Linked DNA regions of Homo sapiens: regions 1 and 2 are each linked to region 3. Evidence: chromatin contacts called from ENCODE Hi-C or POLR2A ChIA-PET data. All regions are on one chromosome and are shown on one strand. Each heading gives the region's core, a stretch centred on a gene start or an enhancer-like site at or near the end of the contact. The rest is flanking DNA. Distances are from core to core; before and after follow the strand shown. Region 1 holds the start of SPINDOC (spindlin interactor and repressor of chromatin binding). Region 2 holds the start of ATG2A (autophagy related 2A). Region 3 holds the start of CCDC88B (coiled-coil domain containing 88B).

Region 1 (3,449 bases), core at 113-2,612, 530 kb before region 3:
AGAATGACCATTCAGCAGAAATAGTTAAACAGGCTTGGTAATACCTTTGTTGTAAAACCTTTAAAATATCAGATACACTTGCACATAACAAAATAATTCCCTTAAAAATAGACTGCAAGGCCAGGCGCGGTGGCTCACGCCTGTAATCCCACTTTGGGAGGCCGAGGCAGACGGATGATGAGGTCAAGAGATCAAGACCATCCTGGCCAACATGCTGAAACCCCGTCTCTACTAAAAATACAAAAATTAGCCGGGCATGGTGGCACGTGCCTGTAGTCCCAGCTACCCAGGAGGCTGAGGCGGGAGAATAGCTTGAACCTGGGAGGCGGAGGTTGTGGTGAGCCGAGATAGCGCCACTGCACTCCAGCCTGGTGACAGAGCGAGACTCTGTCTCAAAAAAAAAAAAATTAAAAAATTGACTGCAATCCATATAGACTAGTTCACACCTCTTCTCACACCCCCATCCTACTACGCGATTCTGAATACTACTGTGTCTGGTCTGATATAACGACATTCGAAGATGGATTTTCAGTGTCAGACATTTTGCATTTTCTGAGCTGAAATCTCATGAGGGTTGCTATAGAAGAGGGAGATGCACATTCCATGTCACAGAAGTAAAAGCTCACCCAGAGTGTGGTTATAGGGCAGCAATGTCATGGCAACTGGACTCTGGTCTTGGGGCTCTCAAGGGATTGCTGTGTGTCCTTGGAGAGGGTCACAAAATCTCCGGACTCCCGTGCCAAAAATGGAAATCATACCCATCAGGGTGGTTTATGTCCGCTCACAGTCCACTCTGCTTCTCTTCTTTGCCTTCCCAGAAGGGTCCAAAATGGTTTTTGAAAGAAACGATGAGCCGGACTAAGAAAACAGATAATGTGCCCACGGCCACGGAGCTGGCAGATGAGAAGGAATTCGGTCTCTGCGTTTCCATACCAAGGCCCTTTCCACTCACCCACCGCTTCTCTTCCTGCCCGGGGCATCTGCTGGCGGAGGAAGGCTTGTCCACGGAAAGGCAAAAGCGACTCCCGATCAAAATCCGGGGGCACCTGGTAGCGCTCTCCACGCCAGCAGAAACGCCCAACTGACTTCTTAATGGAGGGAAACCCCGGGCTTGGCCCGCAGACTGAGGGGCCCGCGTTGCGGGTTTTGGGGGCCCCTCTGCCTCTGCGCACCGGGTGGCCCCGGGTCCCCTCGGCCCTTCCCGCCGCCTCCCGGGTCCAGGGTTTCTAACGGGGCCGCGTGCCCGGGGCGGGGCCACGCGCGATTGGCCGCGCGGCATCGGGGGCGGGTCCGCGGCTGGCCGGCCGGGCGGGCGCCGACAATGAGCCTCCATAAAAGGGAGCGGCGGGGGGCAGGGGCCCCGGATTGAGCCCTCCCCGCCCGGGCTCCCGACGCGCCGAGGTCTCGGGGAGGCCCGGACGCGCCGGTCGCAGGCCCGGCCGGCGAGCGGCGGGCGGGCGGCGGGGAGGGGGCTGCGCGGGGCGGGCGGCGGGCCCGGCGCTATTCCGGCCAGGAGGCGGGAGGCGGTTGCCGGCTGCGCGCCGAAGCCTGCGCGCCAGTCCTCCGGCCACTGCTATCGCCCACGGCCGCACCATGGCCCTAAAGGCCGAGGGCGCCGCACTCGACTGCTTCGAGGTGACGCTGAAATGCGAGGAAGGGGAGGACGAGGAGGAGGCCATGGTGGTGGCCGTAATTCCGCGGCCCGAGCCGATGCTCAGAGGTGAGGATGGAGGGGATTCCACTTCCGCGTCACGGTGCGGGGCCGGGGCTGGGGCCGTCCCTCCCCAGTCGGGGTCCGGGACCCGGGCACCTTCTCACCCCCTTCAGCCTTGGGGCCCAGGTTTCCCTCTCGGATCTGGGTCCAGGGCGCGCTCTTGCACCTCCCCCACCATGGTTTAGAAGCTCAGGCCTCCTCGATTTCCCCCTCCCTTCCCCTTTCCCCCGCCCAGGGTCTGGAGACTTCGATCCACGCCCCGCACGCTCCGGATCTTCCGGTGCCCAAGCGCCCCCTCTCCCGGGCCCAGCACCAGAGGCCGGATCCCCAGAGGCGCTGGGTGGTTGCGGCCGCCGTCTCACAGCCTGGGAAGGGGAGGCAAGCACAACGGCCGGGCTGTGTTCTAGTCCGAGGGGCGGCGAAGCCTCTAGGCCGGAGGCTACAGGCGGGCGCCGCTGCCGACCTCCAGGAGAATTTTAAGGGCTCTCCGAGCATAACGCTTCCCTGCCCACCACCCCGCTTCATTCCCATTCCCGGGCCTTCCACTTGCAGGAGCCACAGGTGTCAAGTTCTGGAGAGAAGGGATGAATGGGACTGCATACAACAGCTAGTTTGGAAAAGCAGTGCAGTGCTAGAACGAGATTAGCTTTGGGAGGGGATGGGAGGAACAATCTCAGAACACTCGCTCTCCCCTCCCCCTTCACCGATTTCTAGTCCTCAGGAGCTTGCAAACCGTAAGAAAACAAAGAGCCATCTTTGTGGGAGACTTAATATGCATGAAAATGCAAATATATTTCCATTCTCCCACCCCGCTTTTCTTAGGCGGGATAGTACCCAAAAGAGGTTGAGAGCAGCAATGCCATTCATTGAACTTCAGCCGAACAGAATGATGTCTGCCTGCACTGCCTGTCATCCTTTTTGGAACTGGAAGGGTTATAAAATTCATGAGGGAAATAAAGGTCACCTCCCTTCTCGGAGCATTTAGTCCAAAAGATAGGTTGTTTTCCTACTTCTGCTAATATTTGTTGAGTGTTCATTGGGCATTGTCAGAGGCTGTCTCAGTTAATCCTCTCAACCCTGCAAGGGTGGCCTTATCCCCACTGTTAGGGCAGGAATAGACAGGTGAATTCATTCAACCAATATTCACTGGACGTCTACTTTAGGCTGTTTAGGCTAGTGTTTTTAGGCTGGGAAGTAGTAGTAAACAGAGCAACCGAAACCCTGCTCTTGAAGAACATATATATACCAATGGCTAAAGACAGAGAAATAGGTTCATGTATAGTATGTTGGGTGGCAATAAATGGTTCAGAGATCACTAAAGCAGGAAAAGGAGAAAGAGGAGGAATGGGTATTTAATTGAATATATCGAGTGGTTCAGAAAGGGTTTTCTAATAAGGTGAATTTTGAGCACAGACCCGAAGGAAGTGAGGATGCCAACCTTGCAGATATCTGCAGGAAGAGCATTTCAGGCCGAATAGCAAGTGCAAAGGTCCGGCAGCACAAGCTTCTGGAAAGATTTCGGTGGAGAGAGGAAGAAAGATTGAATTCAAGGTTTTTGGCCTGAGCAACTGGAGGAAGAGCCTTCCCATTTTCCGAGATGGGGAAGGCTGCGGTGCTCTTGGGAGACTGGGAGTGAAAGTTTGAATATGATTACGTTTGAGATGCCTATTTATGACATATTCAGGTGGAGAGGTCAACTAAGCAGTCAGATACATGGGCCTAGATTTCCTGGAAG
Region 2 (3,378 bases), core at 863-3,362, 580 kb after region 3:
TGTCCAAGAGAGGGGCTGACCTAATGCCAGATGGGACCCCCCCCCCCCACCACCAACCCCAAACACCTAGTGTAGCTGTGCCTCTCTGTGAGGCACAAGGCTGAGCCCCTGGCTAAAATGTCCATGCTGGAGTTGTACCCCTGCCAACCTGGAAGCTCCTGGAGGGCTGTACCCCACCTGCCTCCCCCGTCACCCCAGGTGCCACCCAGAAAGGGCCTCAGTAAACTGGTTGGATCCAAGAATAAAAAAGCACATGGCAGAGCAGATGGGAGTCCAAATTCCTCACCCAGAGACCCACAGCTCGGGAAACTGAGGCCTAGAGACAGGACTAATCTAGTCACCCAGTATACAACAGGGACTGAGACTGGGATGCGGGCCTCTTTCTTTTCATGCCACTTCAGAGGCCCCAGATACTCAGTTTCTTTGGGGGCCTTCAAGGCGGGGCCTGCAGGCTGAGCTGGGAGGGAGGAGGGGCTGGTTATCAAGAAAGCGCCTGCATTCCACCAGGGCCCTAGAGAAGCCAATTCAATCCCCAACAAGAGGGCAGGGAACAGGAGTAGGGGCGTTTTCTGGAGCTGAAAGTAAAAAGGGGAAGCCTAGGGCTGGGTATGGTGGTTCATGCCTATAATCTCAGCACTTTGGGAGGCTGAGGTGGGAGGATCCCTTCAGGGGTTCAAGGCTAGCCTGGGCAACATAGCGAAATCCTGTCTCTATAAAAATAAAAAAGGGGCAGCCTAGAGACGGCCTTAGAGGCTGAGGCTAAGGTTAGAGGTCAGAGAGGGCTTCCTACACCAGAATTCACAGACAGCAGGCCACTGGGGGGTGCCCCCAGTTCAGGGCCCACGATTATCCTACCCCACATTTGCTCACCAGGGCCTGGCCTACCCCCAAAGCCTAGCTCTTCTGCCCAGATTAGCAGCCCCCTGAGTCCAGCCACAAAACTGAGAAGTCCCTGCCTCCATGCCCACCCCTGCTGCTCTGGACCTGGTGGATCGACCAGGACGCGCCTCTAATTGGTGGCTCCTTCAAAGCTCCCCAGGTCAGCTGAGCTGTGAGTCAGGGCTCCTCACCGTTCCCAGCCTCAAGCCTCTGACCTTACACCTCTTGGCCTCCCTAGCATCTCCCTTGGCCTCCTCCCGGCTTGAAGCCAGATCTCCCCACCTTTCCTCCAGGGCCTCCCTCCAGGCAGGGACACTGAGCCGGGGGGGTCGGTGGGAGATGTAGGTGGGGGCCATCCAGTCCCTCCCTAGACACCCACTTGGCCCATCCCACTCTCCCAAAAGCAGGAAGTAGGCAGCGACCCAGGCACACGAGGTGTTGATCAACACTGGTACTGACGTACTGACGCGGTTGTTGACATACACATCCGGTGGTTTGTTGATCCCACCTACGGGCTCAGGACCGTGGGGTCAAGAGGTCAGGGCACATGATCCACAGGTGTCCTCGCCAGGGCTCCGGACCCCTACCAGCTTCCCCCACCAGCTGCGCAGGCCCAAGTCTGTCACTGCCCTGGCCCAGCTCAGTTCCTACGCTCCCTCCCCAGCCCCTCCTCAGCCCGAGAGCCAACCTCCTTAACTCAGCCCCCAAACTCGACGAGTTTGTCTTGCATTCTCCAGACAGGTGATCTTGCCCTCTCCAGCCTCAGTTTCTCCTCCCGTGGAGACAGAAACCCCTTCCCGCTCAGTTTCTGGCTCTGGTAAGGAACTGAAGAGGCCAGCCGGGGTGCCTCTGACGCCTGGAGAGGGCAAGATTCCCCTGGCCTCTCTACGCCCGGTGCCTGATCCCCCAGCCCGATCCTGCCGCAGGGAGCCTCAGGTCGCTGCGCTCCCACCCTCCGCACCTTCCTGGACTCGGGCCTGGCTCCTCACCCAGATTTCCAGGTGGATGTCTCGCAGGGCAACGCTGCCCTTGTACAGATCGAGGCTGAGCTGGTCCAGGCTGAGGTGCTCTTGGAAGAAGTGACCTAAGTAGTGGTGCAGCAAGTAGCGGCAGACCCGCTCTTTCACACAGTTTGACCATGGCCACAGCCATCGTGACATCTCGGAGACCGCCGGGCCTGGGCCGCCTCCGCTTGCCGCCCGCCGGCGATCCCCGTCCGGCTCCGCTGTTCACTAGAGCCCCCGGCTCGCCCCGCCGCTTCTCTAGGCGCCAGGCCGCGCCTCCGGACGCCCAGCCACGCCCCCTACGCTCACTGTCATTGGCTATTGCAAAGGGCGAGGCCTACTGATTGGCTGCGCGGGGCGGAGCCTTCGGGCGCGAAAAAGGGACTGGGCTCTCTGCATGATATAGGGCTCTCAATCATGATTTACGCTTGCGTAAAGTACTGTGTGGGAGGACCTTTAACCTCCCCTCTACAGGCTCTGGGAAGGCTGTTGCTCCAGGTGCCGGCCCCTCAAAGGAATGCGCATGTGCTGATTCGTCCAACCACTTTAAGTGGTTGGGGAGGATTTAAAGGGACAGTGTCCCATCAAACTTCGTAGAAGCCTTCCCCAGAGGAGTAAACTCAGTGCGCGATCTTAAGCGCGCATCTGTGGAAACAATTAAGTGAGTAAACATTCGCATTTTGCAAAATCTTTTACCATCCTTTATCTCATTGAGCCCTCTTAATAATCGCTCAAGGTAGGGATTATTGCCACCGCTTTACAGGTAAGAAAACAGATTAAGATACGAGAAAGACCCTGCCTCAAAAACAAACAAAAATAAATAAGGGCTCTGAATCCATCACCAAGGAAGGTCTTTTTTCCCCTCCTCACCCCGGAATGCTCAGAGGGAGATTAACTGACCCTCCCTTCTCTCTGCCGTCGGTCAGGCCTTAGGCACCTCTCTGAAATAATAATAGCTTTTCATATCTCTAGTCCTAAAATCAAAGAATGGATTCTGCCTCCTTTAAGCAGGGGGGCATTGTTTTTGTACGGCCTTTGAGCTAAGTATGGTTTTTATGTCTTTTAAATGGTTAGGGGAAAAATCAAAAGAAGAATGAACTTTTCATGGCATGTGAAAAATCATATGAAATTCACATTCCAGTGTTTATACATAACGTTTTAGTGTCACACAGTCTTGCTCATTTGCTTAAGTTCTGCCCCGGGCTGCTTTCTTGCTACAAGAGCAGAATTCAGTACTTGAGACAGAGGCCTGCAAAGCCTAAAATATTTATTTTCTGGCCCTTCACAGAAAAAGTTTGCCAACCGCTGCTCTGTAGGGGGCAGCCACACAAAACCTCTTACATCATGGGCGACTTCAGGAACAGCCATAGGTAATTATGTTTCTTTTCTTTTCTTTTTGAGACAGACTCTCTCTGTCACCTAGGCTGGAGTGCAGTGGCACAATCTTGGCTCACTGCAACCTCTGCCTCCTGGGTTCAAATGATTCTGCTGCCTT
Region 3 (3,686 bases), core at 513-3,012:
CCTTGAGAGTTCTACGGAGAGCAGTACTGCTCCAAACATTCCATAAAACAGCCAGGCGCTCTTAAGCCAGCTTTACAATTGTGCAGATGAAGTGGAGCCGAGTTTTCACTCTGCTCTAGGAGTGTCACTGACAGGCCGGGCGTGGTGGCTCACACCTGTAATCCCAGCACTTTCAGAGGCCGAGGTGGGTGGATTGCCTGAGGTCAGGAGTTCGAGACCAGCCTGGCCAACATGGTGAAACCCTGTCTCTACTAAAAACACAAAAAAGCATCTGGGCGTGGTGGCAGGTGCCTATAATCCCAGCTACTCAGGTGGCTGAGGCAGGAGAATTGCTTGAACCCGGGAGACGGAGGTTGCAGTGACCCGAAATTGCACCATTACACTCCAGCCTAGGCGACAGACACAGCGAGACTCCGTCTCACCAAAAAAAAAAAAAAAAAAAAAAAGGGAGTGTCACTGACAAGCCTGGTTCCCTTCCCCTGGGGTTTCCCACCATTTGAGTCCCAGGGCTAAAAAGGGTTCTGCTTGCCTCTAGGATTTCTTCCAAGCTGCTGACACTCTTCTGAAGGATTTGATGCTGGTGCTTTTCAGGTGTGGGTCCTGACAGTGATGTTGGGACGGCAGCTAGCCAGACAGCAACTGTACCATGTAAACTCACTTCAGAGGTGTAGAATGGGGGCTGCGTGAGGCAGCTCATGCCGTCATCTCAGCCCTTCAGGAGGCCAAGGCGGGAGGATCACTTGAGCCCAGGAGTTCGAGACCAGCCCGGGCAACACAGCAAGACTCTGTCTGTACAAAAAACAAGCAAAATAATTAGCCAGGTGTGGTGGCACACACCCGTAGTCCCAGTTACTCAGAAGGCTGAAGTAGGAGAATTGCTTAAGCCCAGGAGGTTGAAGTTGCAGCGAGTTGTGATCTTGCAACTGCACTCCAGACTAGGTCACAGATTCAGACTCTGTCTCTTAAAAACAAAACAAAACAAAAAGTGAAACGTGAACATTAAGCATCTTGGAATAGATAAAACATGCATAATTTCCAATCTTTTTGCTGACCATGCTTCCAGCTGCCTCAGAGCAGTTGCACATTCTGTTCCTGCTGCCTGGAATACCCTCCCTTCCTTTCCACTTTGCCCTGTTAACCCAGCCATCCCTGATCTCATGCGTACTCCAGGATGCCTTCCCTGATCATCCTGCCGAGGTCAAATCCCCTCCCCTTCATAGCACCTAGTATGGCTACAACAGTCTCGAGTGTATAGAGGATGGGGTGGGGTGAGGTCACAGGAATGATGCTCCCTTCTATCTGGGGTTCAAGGGAGGCTTCTTGGAGGAGCATCTGAACCAGGCTTCCCAGGGGATGTGGTTTGGGTAACTTTGAGAAATACTGAAGGGAAAAGAAAGAACGCTGTAGTGAGTGAAGCCTGGCATTTGGGAAGATGGGTGTGTGGGTGACCAAACTCACCACGCAAGGCCCAGAGCCCTTTTGAGGCCCTCGAAGGTCCCAGGCTGGGGTCATCCTCTCCAGTTTCAGTTTGAGAAAACAAGGCCCAGAGAGGTGAAGGGCTGTTCGGTCATTGCCCATGGAGCCAGGGGAGCTGTGGGCCTTCCGCCGCCAACCTCTGGGCTAGCCCTGCAGAGATGCTAGGAGGATGCAGGGAGGTGAGGTGGGGGCTGAGGTAGGACTCAGACTGCCCAGGCCCGCCTGCACCCGGAAGGAGGAAGCTGCACAGGGTGTCTGTGGCTGGCCCCGGGATCCCCCACTCGGGGACTTCCTCTTCCTCTCAGGGCAGGTGCAGCTGCCACAGTGAGACGGGCACCCCGACCCGGGCATGGAGGGGGGCAAGGGGCCCAGGCTCAGAGACTTCCTGAGTGGGAGTCTGGCTACCTGGGTGAGGGGGCAGGTGGCAGCGGGTTGGGGAGGGGAAGTGAGCCCCAGCCAGGGGCTGGTGTTGGCGCTGGCCGGGGGAGGGTGAGGCAGAACCAGGCCGGAGGGGAGGGCTGGGTTCAAATGTGGGGGATGGAGATATGGTGTGGGGGGCTGTGGTGAGGGAAGAGGGGACAGAGGCACTCAGAGGACGGGTGAGAAGGGGTGCTTGGGCTCACTGGGGCAGGTCGGAGGGGCTCAGGGTTCACTCTGCTGGTCGGCTGACCCCTCTGGGCTCCTCACAGGCGCTGGGACTGGCCGGGCTGGTCGGGGAGGCGGAGGACTCGGAGGGGGAAGAAGAGGAAGAGGAGGAAGAGCCGCCCCTTTGGTTGGAGAAGAGATTCCTGCGCCTCAGCGATGGGGCCCTGCTCCTCCGGGTGCTGGGCATCATGTAAGGGGCATCGGGCCGGGGCGGTGGCGGGGAAGGATCTGAGAGGAGGGGAAGCGGGTGGGCGGAGCCTGATGCTCAGTGGGCGGGGCCTGAGGGACGGTGGGCGAGGCCTGTTGACGGGAGGCGGGTCCTCGAGCCCACCTCCGGCTCATAGTGCCCCCAGCTCCCGAGGGGGACCTCGGATGCTCAGAGGCCTTGACGGACCTGCTGCCTGGCGAGTGTGGAACCTGAACCACCTGTGGGGCCGACTGAGGGACTTCTACCAGGTAAGGGGTCTCGAGGGAAAGGCGGAGACAGGAGGGGAAGAGGAGCCCCTTCGGGAAGGCGCCTCATATAGTCTGCCTCTCTGCCTCCAGGAGGAGCTGCAGCTGCTGATCCTGTCGCCACCCCCAGACCTCCAGACATTGGGATTTGACCCTCTCTCAGGTGCTCTCCCCACCCACACCCTCCTGCCTCTGCCCCCGCACTACTCTACCTTCCCCGCCCCAGTTAACCCCTTGTGGCATGTGCCTTGCAGAAGAAGCGGTGGAGCAGCTGGAAGGCGTTCTTCGGCTACTGTTGGGAGCGTCAGTACAGGTGAGCCGGCGGTGGGAAGGAAAGGTTAGGGTCGAGCTTTGGCGGTAGAGGAGGGAGATCCTGCACCAGCTCCCCTTCCTGTCTCCCCTCAGTGTGAGCACCGGGAACTCTTCATCCGCCACATCCAGGGCCTCAGTCTCGAGGTCCAGAGCGAGCTGGCCGCTGCCATCCAGGAGGTACTGAGACGGTTCGGCAGCCCAGACTGGTATGGCACCTGGGACGCCCTTGCCACACCGCGGCTTCCACTGAACTGCTCTTCCTGCGCCCCAGGTGACCCAGCCGGGGGCCGGCGTGGTGCTGGCACTGTCTGGGCCAGATCCTGGGGAGCTGGCACCTGCCGAGCTGGAGATGCTGTCCCGGAGCCTGATGGGGACACTGTCGAAGCTGGCACGGGAGCGTGACCTGGGGGCCCAGGTAGGGGCAGCAGGGGCATCGTGGACTCAGGTTGGGGAACTGGAGGACCATCAGGGAGCCGGTTGTGCAAGGGAGATGGAAGTTTGGGGCCCAGGCATGGGGTTGTGGTCTGAGGTCTTGGGCCATCAGTGATGTCACAACCAGATGGCCCAAGACCCCAGACCACAACCCCATGTCTGGTGTTGTGGTTGGGGGTCGATGTGCAGAGGCATTGGATAAGTTAGTCCTGACCCTTGACCCCTGACCTACAGCGGCTGGCTGAACTGCTGCTGGAGCGAGAACCCCTCTGCTTGAGGCCTGAGGCTCCCTCTAGGGCTCCCGCCGAGGGCCCCTCGCACCATCTGGCCCTGCAGCTGGCCAACGCCAAGGCTCAGCTGCGGCGTCT

What was found. A loop is a pair of places that touch in the nucleus more often than their neighbours do. ChIA-PET counts read pairs that join two places held with the same protein, here RNA polymerase II (POLR2A). Pooled maps may share reads with other maps.
Region 1: a pooled map shows a loop between it and region 3 (4-fold over the local background). The contact joins the promoter of SPINDOC here to the promoter of CCDC88B in region 3. A Hi-C loop is called at or near these places in 2 of 50 pooled maps. POLR2A ChIA-PET finds 5 or more read pairs at or near these places in 2 of 52 experiments (GM12878 and activated CD8-positive, alpha-beta memory T cell).
Region 2: a loop to region 3 is called in a map with no recorded cell type, with 6 times the contacts of the local background. The contact joins the promoter of ATG2A here to the promoter of CCDC88B in region 3. A Hi-C loop is called at or near these places in 1 of 37 single-sample maps with no recorded cell type and 4 of 50 pooled maps. POLR2A ChIA-PET finds 5 or more read pairs at or near these places in 1 of 52 experiments (Caco-2).

The regions. Positions count from the first base shown.
Region 1 is chr11:63,812,094-63,815,542 of GRCh38, forward strand. It overlaps SPINDOC (spindlin interactor and repressor of chromatin binding), which reads left to right and starts at 1,363. Exons shown (of 6, transcript NM_138471.3): 1 at 1,363-1,720. The coding sequence starts at 1,594. RefSeq lists a silencer at 999-1,468.
Region 2 is chr11:64,915,097-64,918,474 of GRCh38, forward strand. It overlaps ATG2A (autophagy related 2A), which reads right to left and starts at 2,113. Exons shown (of 41, transcript NM_015104.3): 1 at 1,869-2,113. The coding sequence starts at 2,039. It also overlaps a transcript of PPP2R5B not described here. RefSeq lists a silencer at 2,025-2,334 and an enhancer at 2,385-2,514.
Region 3 is chr11:64,338,442-64,342,127 of GRCh38, forward strand. It overlaps CCDC88B (coiled-coil domain containing 88B), which reads left to right and starts at 1,763. Exons shown (of 27, transcript NM_032251.6): 1 at 1,763-1,885; 2 at 2,166-2,311; 3 at 2,466-2,577; 4 at 2,668-2,737; 5 at 2,829-2,887; 6 at 2,980-3,063; 7 at 3,158-3,301; 8 at 3,553-3,686. The coding sequence starts at 1,826. It overlaps LOC102723878 (a long non-coding RNA gene), which reads right to left and starts at 2,351. Exons shown (of 4, transcript NR_188518.1): 1 at 2,100-2,351; 2 at 1,459-1,637. It overlaps MIR7155 (microRNA 7155), which reads right to left and starts at 3,463; the gene lies at 3,408-3,463. RefSeq lists silencers at 2,302-2,381, 2,402-2,451.